Regions from separate parts of the Homo sapiens genome. Here region 2 is linked to region 1. Evidence: chromatin loops called from intact Hi-C (ENCODE). Cell type or tissue: endothelial cell of umbilical vein. All regions are shown on one strand. Links, peaks and the distances in the headings refer to the core of each region. The heading gives the core; the rest is flanking DNA.

What was found. Peaks named below come from ENCODE experiments on the same cell type or tissue, not always from the same donor. Only the 100,000 strongest peaks of a DNase experiment are listed, where the experiment ranks them.
Region 2: it touches region 1 in a loop (6-fold over the local background); 2 of 110 quality-filtered maps call a loop at or near these places.

The regions. Positions count from the first base shown.
Region 1 is chr12:1,213,603-1,221,947 of GRCh38, forward strand. The region is part of intron 12 of ERC1 (ELKS/RAB6-interacting/CAST family member 1); the gene reads left to right. Among named protein-coding and RNA genes, the nearest start is that of ERC1, 230 kb to the left of the region's middle. In endothelial cell of umbilical vein, for the core only: no CTCF peak of the experiment used is centred there; a DNase peak (open chromatin) is centred at 3,719; H3K27ac peaks cover 1,718 bases.
Region 2 is chr12:1,126,251-1,134,595 of GRCh38, forward strand. All of the region lies in intron 7 of ERC1 (ELKS/RAB6-interacting/CAST family member 1), which reads left to right. LOC124902857 (a long non-coding RNA gene) reads right to left here and starts at 3,225. Exons shown (of 3, transcript XR_007063157.1): 1 at 3,130-3,225. In endothelial cell of umbilical vein, for the core only: no CTCF peak of the experiment used is centred there; DNase peaks (open chromatin) are centred at 4,161 and 4,491.

The DNA of each region.
Region 1 (8,345 bases), core at 137-8,136:
GGTGGGCACCTGTGGTCTTAGCTACTTGGGAGGCTGAGGCAGGAGAATCTCATGAACCCAGGAGGCAGAGGTTGCAGTGAGCCGAGATCACTGCCACTGCACTCCACCCTAGGCGACATAGCAAGACTCCATCTCAAAAAAAAAAAAAAAAAATTGCCACGCATGGTGGTGCATGCCTATAATCCCAGCTACTCGGGAGGCAGAGGCACAAGAGTCACTTGAACCCAGGAGGCGGAGGTTGCAGTGAGCCGAGATCACGCCACTGCACTCAGCCTTGGTGACAGAATGAGACTCTGTCTCCAAAAAAAAAGAAAAAAAATAAGGAAAAGTTGAGTTTTTAAAAAAGGAAATGAATCCATATGAGAATGCCAGGGTACTTACATCATTGGATATGCTGCACTTTTGGAAAGAAAAAAGACACTGAAAGATGAAATTTCCTAAGAACAGAGGAATACATGCTGTTAACCATGGTAATAGAATCCTGGTAAGGTAACAACTCTGTAGAGCAGTGGGTTTCTGCCTTCTGATTTATGTACTATGTACACCATCTTCATTTCATATTTGGTATCAGAGATCTCCCAGGTAAACAGTATTTGCTTATAATTTCTATAGTAGAGAGGTTAAAAGTATCGTAGTTACAGTCAGACAGACCTGAGTTTGAGTACTAGTTCTAGGATGTTTAAAACTGATTTTGGGTAATGATTTAATTTTATTGAAGGTTTGCTCTTTTCATTTTTAGTGTGGAGTTAATAAAACCTCATAAAACATTTTGAATAAGATGATAAATATGCTGTGATAAACATTAAGGTCCTTGGTATATAATAAGTACTTGTAAGGGTTATTATGGTATTATATTTAGCATAGCGCTAGAGTTAGATATAAACATATAACACATAACTTCAATAGTATCCTCCTTCCCTCCACTCCCCGCCTCCCGGCCTCCCCTCAAAGAGTGAAGAAGAAGCATATTCCATGTTTGTTTGGATCTTAATGAAAGGGCAAATTTAGATATTTAAATTTATATATTAACATATAAAACATAAATATGCGTGTGTGTATACATACACACACACACACACACACACACACACACACACACATATGTTTGGGGTGAGGAGAAAAAGGATATGTTAGTAACCTCTTGCAGTGTGCCAAATCTTACGCTAAGCATTTTCCATGCATTATTTTATTTACTTCTCACAGTTCTATAAGAGATGGGCATTATTCCCATGTCATAAATAAAAAAGATAAGAACACTCTGAAGCTTAGAGAGGCTAAAGATCATATAGATAATGAATAGTGAACCAGCATTTAACCTAGAGCTCTTTAGCCCTTAAAACTTTTGCTTTTAACCACTCTACCATTTGTATTCCTGTTAGGAGTCTCCTCACATCCCTTGGGAGACCTTGAACATATTCTGAGATTTACAAGTTACCATGTTAATTTTATGATTTTGTATTTTCATTTCAATGACAATAAAAAAGTTTATATACATATTCTGGATCACCTGGGTGACTGTCTTACAATGAAATACCCTATGTAGTTTCATTTATATTTATGGATATCATCTCATTGTCTTCAGGTATTACTGTTATAATTGTCATGGGCCAATGAGAAAAGAACAGTGGTGGGCCTAATCCATACTGTTGCTTTTTATCCAAGCAGAGTTCAAATGATGTCATAATGTACTATAAGCAGCAAACTTTTTTTAAAAAGTAATTTGACAAAATTTCTGAGACAGTTGGATCATCTTACAGCTCAAAACAAAACAACTTGGACAATAGTAATAAGTACCATGAGTGCACTGTGAGCAGCAATTTAACAGCATATTCAATTAATACTGGTACTTTGCACTATGTCTTTTGGTTTGAATTGCATTCAATTTGGGAACTCTAGATCTAATATTTGCATTTTTTACAGTATTACAATTTATCAGTGGATCTAGAAAATATTTTCTTTTATAATTATACTATATTATACTATCATCTAGATACAGACCCTTTAGCTCATGGAGATGAAGGAATCAGTTCTGTTTAGGGGAGTGCTGGAAAGCTTTGCCAAGATACTGCCATTTAAGCTTCTTCTTGCAGAATGAGTGCATGTATGCTCTTATGCTCGGCAAAGACAGGGTAAGGGAAAGGGCAGGGACATGAAGACATCTGAAAAGGCAAAAAAACAAAAGAATCTTTTCCTCATGCTTACTGCATGAGGGAATATTAAAAATATAGGTTATTGTTAAAGACCTTTAGTGCTAATTAAGGGAATATGGATTTTATTACGTAATTAGTGTGAATCCAAAAAAAGCAAAAAGTGTGGGAATATAAACAACTTTTATAATTCAATTGTGTGCATATGGAATCTTTGTAAATTAAGTCATGTTTTACATAAAACCAGAATCTTATTGGTTAAAGACTATTTGGAAATGGAATGTAAATGTTTTTGTATGAAAATAAATTGTCCCCAAATTTTCAGATTTACAAGTTACCTTTTTTTTGGTCTCCCCCTCTCCTTCCTTCTTTCCGTTCTTTTCCTCTAGGCGCATCCTTTAATAATGAAATCAGAAACTCGTAACTTTATTCTTCTCTCCCATCTCACTGGGATATTTTAGCGATTAATAGTATTCTACCCATTTGATTTAATGATTTTTATTTTATTTTAACTAACATTTATTGAGAAAACTACATATGAGATTTTCTGATCACTAATATTTATTTGCACAGAAAAAGGTGTTACTATCATTTACTTAATAGATCTGCTTTTATTAATGATTTTATGCCTTGATTTCCCACAGTTAGCCTCCAGCTGTTACTTCTGTATTATGCATGTTAGAGTGAAATGTCCAAATTAAATTAGTTTTTAAGCTGAGCCCTGTGAAATCACCAGGTGGAGAAATACGGATGGCATATTATTCCTGCATATGCATTTTCATATGCTATTGGTGCAGTGTAATTCAACTGTAGCATTCACAACTTTCATCATTGACATAGCCTTGGTGGGGTCGGGGAGGAGGGATGGGGGGTGGGGGGCGGGGGGAGTAAATGGAATGATATGTACAAAAACACTTTTCAGCTGGGAAGAGTGAAACAAGTTAATAGGAAATAAAAGGCCATATTGTCTATTCAGACTAGTACGTTACTTTTCCAGAGTCATGGGGCTAGCAACCACTATATGTCTGACTTCTACCAAGAAGGGTTGAATCCCTGGTTGATCCTGTGAGGCCTGAGGCATATAAACAAGAAACATGAAAGGGAGAGGAAAATTAAATGAAGTGGGAGTGTTGCAGAATAATAATACAATTAAGGGAGAAAATAATAGAGGTAGAGGAAGAGGTTATATACACTTATTTCTCTTACTATGAACATTTTACTTAGAAGTGTAAGGTTGTATGTCTTGTTTGATACAGTGATAAAAATTATGATAATGCTTAACAGAAATGGGTGCTTTGCTCCATAAAAGTGCTCCGTGCTTTCCTCTGTCATTATGAATTAATCAGCAAGAAATCCAGAAGTGAACAACATAAAAGTATTCCCTCTCCTCCTTTTTTTAAACAGTGAAAAAAGTTGACAATATATTTATTCTGTCATAGATCCAAAAAGCCAAGCCTGCGTTTTAAGGCAGGGTTTTCTTTGGTTTTCTATTTCTCAGCCACACCTTCAGATTTCTTGGCACAGTACAGTCATAGCATTGTGTCATATCCTTGGTCTGTTTTATCAGACTTTATAAATTGATTCTGACTGTACCAGCAGTACTAGATTCTTATCTTTACACAGTTTGGGAAATGGACAATGACTCTTTTGGAAAAACAGCTCTATAAATTGTGCTGTGGTATGTGAGAATGGGTTCTCTGCTTTGCTTTTCCTCTAGCCTGCTGCCATTCCTAGACAGTGTCATTTCTCTGATTTAGGGCATTGTGTAGCTGTTCTGGGTAGAGTAAACCTGCCTCTAAATGTGGAACAGATTGTTACCCGTCAGAATTCTCCACCTTGGAATGGTGACACTGAAAGATACAATTCAGCTCTGGCCAACACCTCCTGTCTTCCCAGTTCACTTACTCTCGTCTCCACTCCAATTATTGCATCTAATTAGGACCTTGAAACAACAACCTACTACTTTTTTTTGTTTGTTTTGAACCTCGTATGGCCTCACACTTCCTTCCTTACCCGGGTCAGATTTCATGGTCCAGCAGTATAATTACTCCCTTCTAAATCCCCTTGACTTACTTGCTTTTCTCTTTTGTCACACTTGCTTGCAAAACCTCAATCCTGATTTAAAGCAAGTGTCTTCCTACACTGCCTCTGCCCTGAGCAGCTTTATGTTACCGGGCAAGAAGAGTCACAAAGCTTTGCAGACTGGTCTCACATTGAATTTATGGCCACAGATCTCAAATTGCTCCTAATTCTGCAGGCAGTCCTAATTAAGAGGACTATTAGATTTGATTTCCCATCCTCAGAGGTGACTGTATCATTCTGTTCTCTTATCAAATCTGCAAATCCTTCGCCTCCACTCAAAGTTTCTGGCTTCACTTGATATTTCTTTGAGAAAATTAAAATAATTGGATGCTACCCAGTTTGTCTCCTCATCAAATCTACCAGCCTACTTGCATCTATACCTGGAGCCTTTGCCTGAATAGTGCCACTATTCCTGAATTCACCTCTGCTGCCTTTTCTGTTAATCCTATCCCAGTTGCCCAACCTAAAGATGCTTCTCCCTCATTATCCTTCTCCCTCCTTTCAAATTTTTGCTTTCTCCTTGTTCACAAGTGTACTAACCTGCCTTTAGAGTTCCACTTAATGTCTTAAAAAAAATCGTTCTCTTGATGTGATGTCTTATTCTAGTTGCCACCCTGTTTCTCTCTTCCCTTCTCAGCAAATCTTATTTAAAAAATTGACTGTAGTTGCTATCTGCCTTTCCTTACCTTTCTTCAAGTTTGTTTAATCAGGCTCCTATTTTTAGTAGTCTTACGAAACTGCTCTTGTCAAGTTATCATAAATATCCATGTTACCAAATACAGAAATCACTTCCATGGCCCCATCTTAACTTTACCTTTCAGCATCATTCTACACATTTCCTTCCTTGAAACACTGTTTTCTTCTGGTATCTCTGATACCAGTGTCTCCTTATTTTCTCCCTCTTTCACCTGTCATTCCTTTTGTGGTGTTTCTGATTCTGCCACTTTCCTCTAGACCTCTAAAAGGCTCCACTCTCAGTCCTATTCTCATATATATATATATACACACACACACACACACACACATATATATATATATTCTCAGACTTTTCTTTTTTTTGAGATGGAGTCTCACTCTGTCGCCCAGGCTGGAGGGTAATGGTGCCATCTCAGCTCACTGCAACCTCTGCCTCCCAGGTTCAAGCAATTCTCCTGCCTCAGCCTCCTGAGTAGCTGGGATTACAGGCATGCACCACCACGCCTGGCTAATTTTTATATTTTTAGTGGAGACAGGATTTCACCATATTGGCCAGGCTGGTCTTGAACTACTGACCTCAGGTGATCCACCCGCCTTGGCCTCCCAAAGTGCTGGAATTACAGGCATGAGCCACCATGCCTGGCCTCAGACTTCTTCAAGTCTAAGGCATTCATTATCAAAAACACAGCAATAGCTACCAAATTAATAATATACAAGGTGCTCCAGAATACTCTACTTATTACCTACACAATGTCTTTAGTTAAATATCAAATTTAGTTTTACTCAGAACAGATCTCTTGATCTGGCCCACCTTTTTCAAAACCTCTTCTTCCCCAGTTTCCCACCCTCAATAAATGGTACTACCATTCACTCATTGTGCAGGCAATAAATCACCAAGCAATCCTTGATTTTTCTTACTCCCTACGTTAAATCTATTAGTAAGCCCGATCACACCTCAAAAATGTATCTTTAATTCAATGATTCCATTCGATTCTCTCTATGAACCATTATCCGTTGCTCAAATTACTGCAGCTGTTTTCCAATGGCTATCTGCTTCTATATCACTTCTGTACTAGTCCCATCTCTGTAGCAATCAGACTGAACTCTCTTTTTTTTTTTTTCTTTTTTGAGACAGGGTCTCACTGTTACCCGGGCTAGAGTAGCCTGGCGTAATCTCGGCTCACTGCAACCTCTGCCTCCCAGGCTCAAGCCATCCTCCCACCTCAGCCTCCCAAGTAGCTGGGACTACAGGTGCACACCAACCATGCCTGGCTAATTTTTGTGTTTTTTGTAGAGACAGGGTTTTGCCAAAGAGCAGGGAGTACAGGCATGAGCCACCGCACCTGGCCTGAACTGAACTCTTAGACATTGTCACCCCTTGGGTTAAAACCTTCCTGTGTTCTCCCATCATACACAGTGAAACCCAAGCTCCTTCCACAGCTTAGGCTCTGTATCCTATGGCTTCTTGCCACCCCTGTAACCCCACCACAACCTCCCCTTCCATATACTCCACCTATCAGCTTTTTTGTTGTTGTTAAAACAAGCTAAGCATTTTCTATCCTCAAAGCCTTTGTAGTTATGATTCTCTGTGCCTCTTCTCCTAGATCATTATATGTCTCTTCCCTGACCATTGTAGCTGAAATACACTGTTTGTCACATCCAGTGTCTCCATTACATTGCTTGTTTTAATTTTTTTCTTAGCACATGTCACTGTGCTATGACATACTTTTTTGTTAGTTTATGTTCCCGCCTCCCCCTTTTAAAAATAAGTTCAATATGTTTGTTGAGGGTGGGGACATTGTATTCTTTTTTCTTCCTTAGCTGTATTTAACTCTTGGCAGGCATTCAGTAAATATTTGCTGAATAGATGTGCGAGGGCTGGCTCTTTTCTGAAAAAGTTGACAGTTGAGAATGCATGCTAGTTTTAAATTATGGACAAATATGTGGCTTTACATCAGTTGAGAGAAACTTGAATGTTTATTAGGTTACTGTTATTTTTATTTGTGTTTTTGAGCAATTCTTTTGTACTTTGTGATAACAAGTAATTGCTTCCAAATGAAAAAGACTTTTCCAGTGACCTGCAAAGCTCTTCAGCAGGGATTGGCAAACTACAGCTCATCTGGCACCTATTTTTGTAAAACCTGCAAGCTAAGAATGGGTTTTACATTTTTCAAGGGTAACAAAAAAGAAAAATATATGAGACAGATTTTACATGATTCACAAAATGTGAAATATTTGCTCTCTGATCCTTTACAAGGGAAGTTTGCTAACCCTTGCTGGAGGCGGTGGCCCTCATTACCTGCCTTCCTCATTAGTGGCCTGCTGCATCTGTCTGCTTCACCTGGGCCTCGTGCCCATTCGCATTTGCTGTTTCCTTCGTGAGGAACACTCAGGCTCACTCCCTTACTTCCTTCACATCTTTGCTTAGCTGTTGCCTTTGCAGTGGAGCCTTTCCTGAGCACTTAATTTAAATTCCAATCCCGCCACCCATTCCTACACACCTTATCTCCTTTCTTCTTTTATTTTTCCCATTGGACTTATCACTGTCTGACATACCATGTATTTTTCTTATGTTCTCTTTCTTTCCAGTGGACAGTAAACTCAGTGAGGGCTGAGATTTTTGTCCGTTTTGTTCACGGCCATATTTTCGAAGATAGCACCTGGCCCATAGAAGCTTTTATTAAATATTTGTTGAATTAATGGTCATAGATTAAAGTTATCTTGAGAACCAGCATTAAAAAAAGTCAAAACACTTCAGTAAACATTGATTAATTGCCATAAAACAGTCCTCATCTCAGATCTATGGAGTTGTATAAAATCGGGTCCTTGTCTTCAAAGAAATTAGTGTAGTAGTGAGAATAAGCATAGAAATAAAAGACACTAAATGTAAGATGAGACTAATTATCCTGCAGTTTCCTTGCTGATTAAAAAAATGTTGAATTGATCATTTAAAGTATTTTTGCAGAAGTTAAAAGTGTTTATGTAAAACTCCAAGTAATTAACACTTTTACGTTCTGTATTGATATCTTTTCTCCTTTTCATCATGACTTGTTTTCTTTAGACAGTTAGGAATATGGTTCCGTGAAAATAAAACCCATATTTAAAATGGCTTTTAAATAGTCAAAAGCATTTTAATTAGATAAATAACAAGTGAAACTATTAGCATTTTATTTTTAGTTTTTTGGTTACTCTTTGGGCAGGTATTTTTTAAAGCACAATTAGATATTTAAGTAGTATTATAAAATTTTATGTCTTAATTTTTATGTTAACTGTGAGTGGAGCTCTTTGGAAGAAGGTAAAATGAGAGAGAGTGTGTGTATGTGTGTGCACGTGTGCAATATATATAGTCATGAGTCATTGAATAATTGGGATGATAGGTTCTGAGAAACATCACTATGTGGTATCATTGTACAAATATCA
Region 2 (8,345 bases), core at 47-8,046, 87 kb before region 1:
GAGTCATAAACCAAACGAAACCAAACAGTGCACCTCAGAACAGTGCGGTAACTAGCACAGGAAGGAGCAGATATGAAAAGAACAGGGAGTGTGAAATCAGAAACATTTATGTGGAGAGATAGTCAGTCATAAACTAGTGCAAAATTAAGCAAGTATGAGAAAACTGACATACCATATGGAGAATAAAGTTGGCCACCTACTTCATGCTAGATGAAACAGTGAACTCTAGATGGATTAAAGACCTCAGTGTTAAAGAGAAACTATAAAGCTAATCAATAAAAATGTTTAGTAGGAATATATTGGGTAAGATAACTTAAATGTCTCCATCAAATTTAAGCATTTCTGTTCAAGAAAGAAAACCATTGGCAAAGCTAACAGATGAGATTGGGAGAAGAGTTTTTTTAGAGCCTCTTAAAATAGTAAGGATTCAGATAAAGAATAAAAAAGAGATGCTTGAGGCTAGGTGTGGTGGCTCACGCCTGTAATCCCAGCCCTTTGGGAGGCTGAAGCGGGCGGATCATGAGGTCAAGAGATCGACACCATTCTGGCCAACATGGTGAAACCCCGTCTCTACTAAAAATAAAAAAATTAGCTGGGCGTGGTGGCACGTGCCTGTAGTCCCAGCTACTCAGGAGGCTGAGGCAGGAGAATTGCTTGAACCCAGGAGGCGGAGGTTGCAGTGAGCTGAGATCATGCCACTGCACTCCAGCCTGGCGACAGAGTGAGATTCTGTCTCAAAAAAAAAAAAAAAAAAAAAAAAAAACCTCAAAAATCAATAGAGACTATAGGGAGAGGGAAGGATTTGAATAGACAATTAACAGATAAAGAAACCTAAGTGGTTAACAACTATGCCATGATATCATCAATCTTACTAGTAAATAAAGAAATGCAAATTTCAAAGATGATGAAATACTATATTTTGTTCATCAAATTGATAAAAATTAGAATGTGAGATAACATTCAGTGCTTGTGAGGATTTGGGCAAACAGTAACACAAATGACGTAGGTGGTTTCAGTAATCCCATTCCTTGGTATATTTCCCAGAAAAACTTTCCTGCTGGTCCACAAAAGGACATGTATAAGGATGTTCACCACAGTATTATTTGTGGGAAGAAGGAATTAAAAGCAGCATAAGTGTTTATTACTAGGGGGTTGGATAAATAAAGTATTGTGGATATGTACCATGGAATACTGTACAAAAGTCAAAAGCAGTGATGCAGAAGCAGGGATAGATATAAGTACTATCTATGTTTACTTTTTTTTTTTTTTGAGACGGAGTTTTACTCTTGTTGCCCAGGCTTGAGTGCGATGGCGCAGTCTCGGCTCACTTTACAGTACTTGTTACAAGTAGTGTGTTGTTTAAAAAACAGCATCCATCCCGTTTTTTAAAAGTAAAAAACAGGTTGAGGTATGTAACATTAATATAAATTGAAAACATGTATGAATATAAAAATCACCCTCTGTGTTTCTAAGATACATATTCAGGAACATATTAAAACATATTAGAATAGCTGCATATTGAAGGAGGGATGGGTATTGGACATAAATGGAAAAAGAGGAAAACAAAACAAGAGTAGAACTTCACATGAATCAACGATAACACTTGGACAGCGGATAGACCTTGGTCCTAAGTGAGATAGGGATCTGAAGCCAAGACCTCCGCATAAATCTAGTACTATCCTGAGAAAGGTCGGACGAGAAAAAAATTCCTCCTACCAGTATTAATGGCAATATGAGAGACTGACTTATTCTCCTTGGCTTTGATTTTGTGGAGAAAGGTCTCTCATCATGCAGGTTTGAGTTTGAATAGACATAACTGCTCTGAAGGGACATTCTCTCAACCTAGTACGTGTAGATTCCCACAGGTAAAAGCATTGCTTAGAATGAATTTACAATTCCACATTAGTTAATCACTTGTGGATTGTAATCTCCCCTGAACCAATAATGGGAGTAAGAACAAATGGAGTGATCAGACCCTTAGGAACGCTGGATAATAGAACGAGAGTATAAACTAAATGATTAAAGGACGGACTGAGAGGCATGGGCACACTCTCCAGAATGGATGATCAGATATGACTTGTTAGGATGTTGTTTCATGACTATTGAGAGCAAAAGCTGAAGTAGCACTAGGTTTTTAATTTTTATTTTCTTAATTTTTAATTTTTATAGAGACAGAACCTCCTTATGTTGCCCATGCTGGTCTTCAGCTCCTGGACTCAAGTGATCCTCCCAACTCAGCCTCTCGTAGTGTTAGGATTACAGGCGTGAGGCACCGTGCCCAGCTAGCACTAGCTGTTTAGTACAGTGTGTTTGAATCTTGGGTCTGCCACTTGCTGTATGAGTGTATACTTTTTTGCCTCAGTTTTCTCATCTGTGAGAAGAATAATAGCCTTACCCCATAATGTTGTGAGAATTAAATGTTAATTATCTATGTAGTAACACTCAGTAAATATTAGCTATTATAATTAATAAATGCATAAAGAAATGATTTAAAACGCGAGGAAAAAAACAAAGGTACTGTAAATAAAACCAACCGGGTTATAAAAGATCAAAACAGGATTTTAGACATGAAATATATAGTAACTAAAATGGAAAACTCAGTATATTAGTGTAGTTGCAGATTATAGAGAGCTGCAGGAACAGTTAGTGAATTGGAACATAGATCTGATGAGCTATTACCCAGCAAGCAATAGGAAAGATAGGAAGATAGAAATTATTAAAAAGAACTCTATGTAAATTGAGCCCAACTTATATGTAGGAGTTTCAGGAGTGGATAAAGAGAATGGGAGGCAATCTTAAGAGAGAATTGCTGAGAATTTTTCTGATTTTGATGATAGGAATGGATTCTTCAATTCAGGAACAAATTATTCTTGAGCAGGAAAATATCTACACCTACATACAGCATAGTGGAACCATAGATAAACTAATCTTAAATACTGCCAGGTAGACTGGGCATGATGGCTCACGCCTGTAATCCTAGTGGAGGTCAAGGTAGGAGGATCACTTGAGACCAGGAGTTTGAGACCAGCCGGGGCAACAGTGAGACTGCGTCTCCACAAACAACAACAACAACAAAACTAACAACAACAACAAAAAACTAACCAGGCAACAACAAGAAAAAAAACTTACCAGGTGTGGTGTGTACATGTAGTCCTGGCTACTCAGAAGTCGAAGGCGAGAGTATCCCTTGACCTTAGCTAAGGGCTTCAGGGCAGTAGTGAGCTATGATTGTGCCACTGCACTCCAGCTTGGGCAATAGAGCGAGACCCTGTCTCTAAAAAAGAAAACAACCTGCTGGGGAGAAAAAATACATTACGTGTAAAGGATTAACAATTAGGCCAACATCAGACTTTTCAGTTGCCACAACAGTAGTGAGAATATGGTAGCGTAAAATCTTCAAAGTTTAGTGAAAAACATTGGCAACTCAGAATTCTGTACCAAGCTGAACTCTCATCATTCTTCAGTAAAGATAGAAGAAAGACTTTTACTTTCAGATTAATACAAATGAGAGTTTACTACCCAGGATCCCTATGGAAACAACTGTTAAAAGATGTATGTTAGAAAGAAGAAAAGAATGAGATGCAAGAAAAAAAAACAGGAGATGAAAAGGCATTAATGTAACAGGAGAAACTAATCTAATATCAATATAATAGTATGGCATAGACCTTACAGTAATAGTGCCGTTACAGCCAAAACTCGCAAATCAATTGAGGTTTATTCAGTAAAGGTGAGGAATTTCAGAGAAAGATCACAAAAGGAAGAGCTTGTCTGTTGCTTCTCCTTGTTGGTATAATGTTGCTAAATAATACAGCAGGTGGAATTCTGCATCTAGATTGTTTCTATCTTCCCTGTCAAGAGCATAGGAATGAAATAAATGGAATATATATTTCTACAGTGGCAAAATGAAAATGAAGCTCAAGGTGTGTGAAGACAGAAATTGTAAGAAAGCGTAAAGACCTCTGCAATGGCCAGGCAGAGTGACTCATGCCTATAATTCCAGCACTTTGGAAGGCCGAGACAGGAGGATCACTTGAGCCCAGGAGGGTTTTCACATAGAGAAAGCTATAAGGAATTCTCCCTTTCTGTGAGGGTTTTCACATAGAGTTATAAGGCTTTGTTGATCTTAGTTCTGATACCAGAACGAGGAAGTGTTATGTTATGTGTTGGCTTAAGGGGTCAAAGTAGGTTGGCTGACTGCCATGCTTTATCAGGTTTGCAGAGGCCAAGAGTTCCTTGGGGCTGCATACCTGAATAGCACTTATTGCAGTATACTTTGTGTAGCCAATACTGTGTCTTCTTTGTCTGCTATGAGTTTTCAAGGGAAAATGAGTGAAGGTATCAACATTAATTTTTCAGAATATAAATTTGCGAAACGTATAGTCTTTTTTTTTTTTTAAACTATGTACTGTGGAATGACTCATTTCTACCTTGACTATTTTGATATCTGAGCTTTTCATCTTTTTGTCAAGTATGGGGTATCAAACAGAGCACAATTGCAGTTTGTTGAAACAGTACTCTAAAACAGTTTACTTCCGTGTGGTCTGTAATGCTGTCAGTCCCATGGCTCAGTGCCCTTCACGTAGCATTCAGCCTCCCATCTAGGTGGGAACAATGGGAAATGCAGTCATAGGATATATCATTTAGAGTGGACTTGAGCAAGTTACTTAATTAGTTTGGGCCTTGATTTTTCTCAGCTTTAAAGTTGGGAGTTTAAATTCAGTTATTTAACTGTTAAAAAAATTTATGAAGTACTGTGGAATACAGGAAAATTGTAGAAAATATAATAGATACCAGTCAGATTTAACATACATTAAAATAAAGAATTCTTAAAAATGTCTCATTCTAAACTAATCAATGGAAGATGTGGTTTAAATAAAAGTTATTAGAATTTTAGGTTTTTAGAACTAGTTGGGGCCAGGAATAAAGATTTGGAAGCTGTGGAGGTGGTGGTGAAAGCCTTAGAATTGGATTAGTTTCTCCAGAGGAGGTTCCATGCAGTGAGATGTGAGGAGGAGGAAATGACAGAGGATGGAGAACACTGAAAAGGTGTGATCACAGAGTTAGAAAGGAAAAGTGTCATGTTGGCAAAGCCAAGAGGGGAATGATAGGAAACAAGCCACATATCCATGCAACTAATTATTACTACTAATTTGCCTTTAGATAGATCTGTTTATTGATTTAAAACAAAGGAAAGTTAAGGTACGTTGAGAGAATTGGTTTTTTTTAATTGAGGCAGAGTCTCTCTCTGTCACCCAGGCTGGAGTGCAGTGGCACAATCTTGGCACACTGCAAGCTCCACCTCCCGGGTTCGCACCATTCTCCTGCCTTAGCCTCCCGAGTAGCTGGGATTACAGGTGCCCACCACCACACCCAGCTAATTTTTTTGTATTTTTTTTAGTAGAGATGGGGTTTCACCCTGTTAGCCAGGATGGTCTCGATCTCCTGACCTTGTGATCCGCCCCCTTGGCCTCCCAAAGTGCTGGGATTACAGGTGTGAGCCACCGCGCCCAGCCAGAATTAATTGTTTTTTGATCAGAAGTGAGAGGCCAAAACAGTAGGGTAGCCATTTTCTGTTCACTTCCATTGGTAGAGAAAACCTTGTAGACAAAAGCCTTCTGTTTTTATTGAAGTTGGCATGACCTGTTTGCTACAGACAAACTTGGCAAGTTGGGCGAATGCTGTTCCTGCAGCTCTGCTGGTGTGAATAAACAAGGTTTTATTCCTCCTGCCAGGACTGGTGTCAGGGCAATGACTGTGTGTGTCCTGCTGGTCTTTGAGGGGTTTTCCTGAATATGTTTTTTGTGGTTTGTAAAATATGGACCTCACGCAAAATTATACTACAAATTTAGTTCACTCCAAACCAAAAGATCAGTGTAGAATTCAGAGCAATTAATCTGGTAGTAGCAAAGTGGTTTTTGTGGTGGTTTTTATCTCAAATCTCCAGACTAGCATATTTGAATTCTGTACTGCACAAAAAAGCAGACTAAGACAAAGTGTACACAGGTGATGTGAATTGAATACTTAGTCAATAAAAGATCATTTAATAATTAGGGGTATGGACGGGCAGTTTCTGTTCCTAATATTTATTATATGAAATATTTTTTGTATCAAAGCCTGTGTTTCCAGCCACACTTATACTAAAGGTTTGTATGTTTATAACAAGAGTTCTTATTCTTTCCCTTTTCAGTCACCTTTTTCGGTCACCAATTCATACTTGACACTCTCTCAGTGCCGTGCGGGTATTTATGTCCGGTCAGCATTGACATGTTTCCAGGTCACTTAACTGAATCATGGATCCAATATAAAGTGCAGCTTGGGCATCTGGGTGCCTTTCATAAAGAGGCAGCAATGTGGGGTCTCACAAATGTTGTCCTGTGTGATGGTGGTGCCATCAGAATGAAAAACACTTAGAAGTGATGAGGGATGTGTTCCTACATACAGATCCATGTCCCGCAGATGGAAAGGCTTTTTTCTGAAATTAATGCTTAGAAGAACTGAGAGACAAGAAAATTAGGCAGTTGAGACTTCAGGTTTGAATGCCTAAGCTTTTTGCCTTTGTAGTAAGAATTTGTGTATTTAGGACATACAGGATAAAATAATGTGGGTTTTTTTTTTTTTAATTGAGACGGAGTTTCGCTCTTGTCACCCAGGCTGGAGTGCAGTGGCACAATCTTGGCTCACTGCAACCTCCGCCTCCTAGGTTCAAGTGATTCTCCTGCTTCAGCCTCCCGAGTAGCTGGGATTACAGGCATGCACCACCACGCCTGACTAATTTTTCTGTATTTTTAGTAGAGACGGGATTTCACATTGTTGGCCAGGCTGGTCTTGAACTCCTCACCTCAAGTGATCCACCCACCTCGGCCTCCCAAAGTGCTGGGATTACAGGTGTGAGCCACCACACCTGGCCGGTTTTTTTTTGTTTGTTTGTTTTTAATGAGGTGCTTTGTTTTTTGCTTTTGGTTAGAGGTAGTGGTAGATTAATATATAGTATACAAAATACAGATTAGCATGTAGTAATTAGATGCAAATGATTATGTGATTTATTTATTTTTCAAATTTCTGACATGTATACTTTTCTAAGGCTTTGACCTCCTTAACTGTGTAGAAGGGTCACCAGATTCAGTAAGCACCTTCGCCATGACTGATGCCTTGTAATGGGTTCAGCTAATAGGAACCAAACCTGACACTGTCAAATAGGATTAGTAGCAACACTGGCTGGCTTGAGCTGTGCCTGAATGCCAGTGGATAAGGGTCAGTGGGTTCTTTGGCATCTTGAGCAGCCTGGTTGTTGAATTTCATATTCCACTAAGGTCTTTACTCTGTGGTTGCAATCCTTTTCTTTTAACTGAATCAATATTCAGTCTGTTCTGACACTTCCCTTTTGGACCTTTTTTTGTTTGCATGGCGGAGTGTTGTGATTTTTACTCTCTTGGCAAATTTCAGGTATATAATACAGCATTATTAATTACACGCTGCTGTATATTAGATCCCCAGAACTTACTCGTTTTATAACTGAGGGTTTGTACCCTTTGATCAGCATCTCCCCATGCCTCTCCCTGTTCCTATCCCCAGCCCCTGGTAACCACCATTCTCTTCTCTGTTTCTTTGAGTTCAACTTTATTCAGATTCCATATGTAAGTGAGATCATACCGTAATCTGTGTTATTTCTGATCTCAGTTTTCACTGAATGCTTTTTGTCCTTGTATTATGAGTTGTGTTTTTCTGCTTCTTTGCTTGTCTGGTGAGTTTGGGTTGGATGCCAAGCATTGTGAGTTTTACCTTGTTGGGTGCTAGGCATTTTGTATTCCTGTAAATATTACTGAACTTTGTTTTGTGATGCTGGTAAAATACTTGGAAATAGTTTCATTCTTTTGGGTCTTTCATTTAAGCTTTGTTAGATGGTACCAAAATTGCATTTATTCTAAAGCTAGTCTCCTCGTGCACCCCCTCCCCCTTGATTATATTAAAGAGATTTGCAAAAATTTAAAACAATTATATTCTTCTTACTATTTTAGGGGGAAAATACAGGTTTTTGAAATTAAAATGTTACTTTGATTAACATAATGGGTTTATTGTTATTTAAAAGCTGTTCTAATTTTTTTTTTTTTTTTAAAGATACAGTGTCTTGCTTTGCTACCAAGGCTGGAGTACAGTGGTGTGATCATAGCTCACTGCAGCCTTGAACTCCTGGGCTCAAGCGATCTTCCTGCTTCAGCCCCCTGAGTAGCTAGAACTATAGGTGTGTGCCACCACACTTGGCTAATTAAAAAAAATTTTTTTTTGTAGAGATAGTGTCTTGCTATGTTGCCCAGGGAGGTCTTGAACTTTTGGCCTCAAGTGATCCT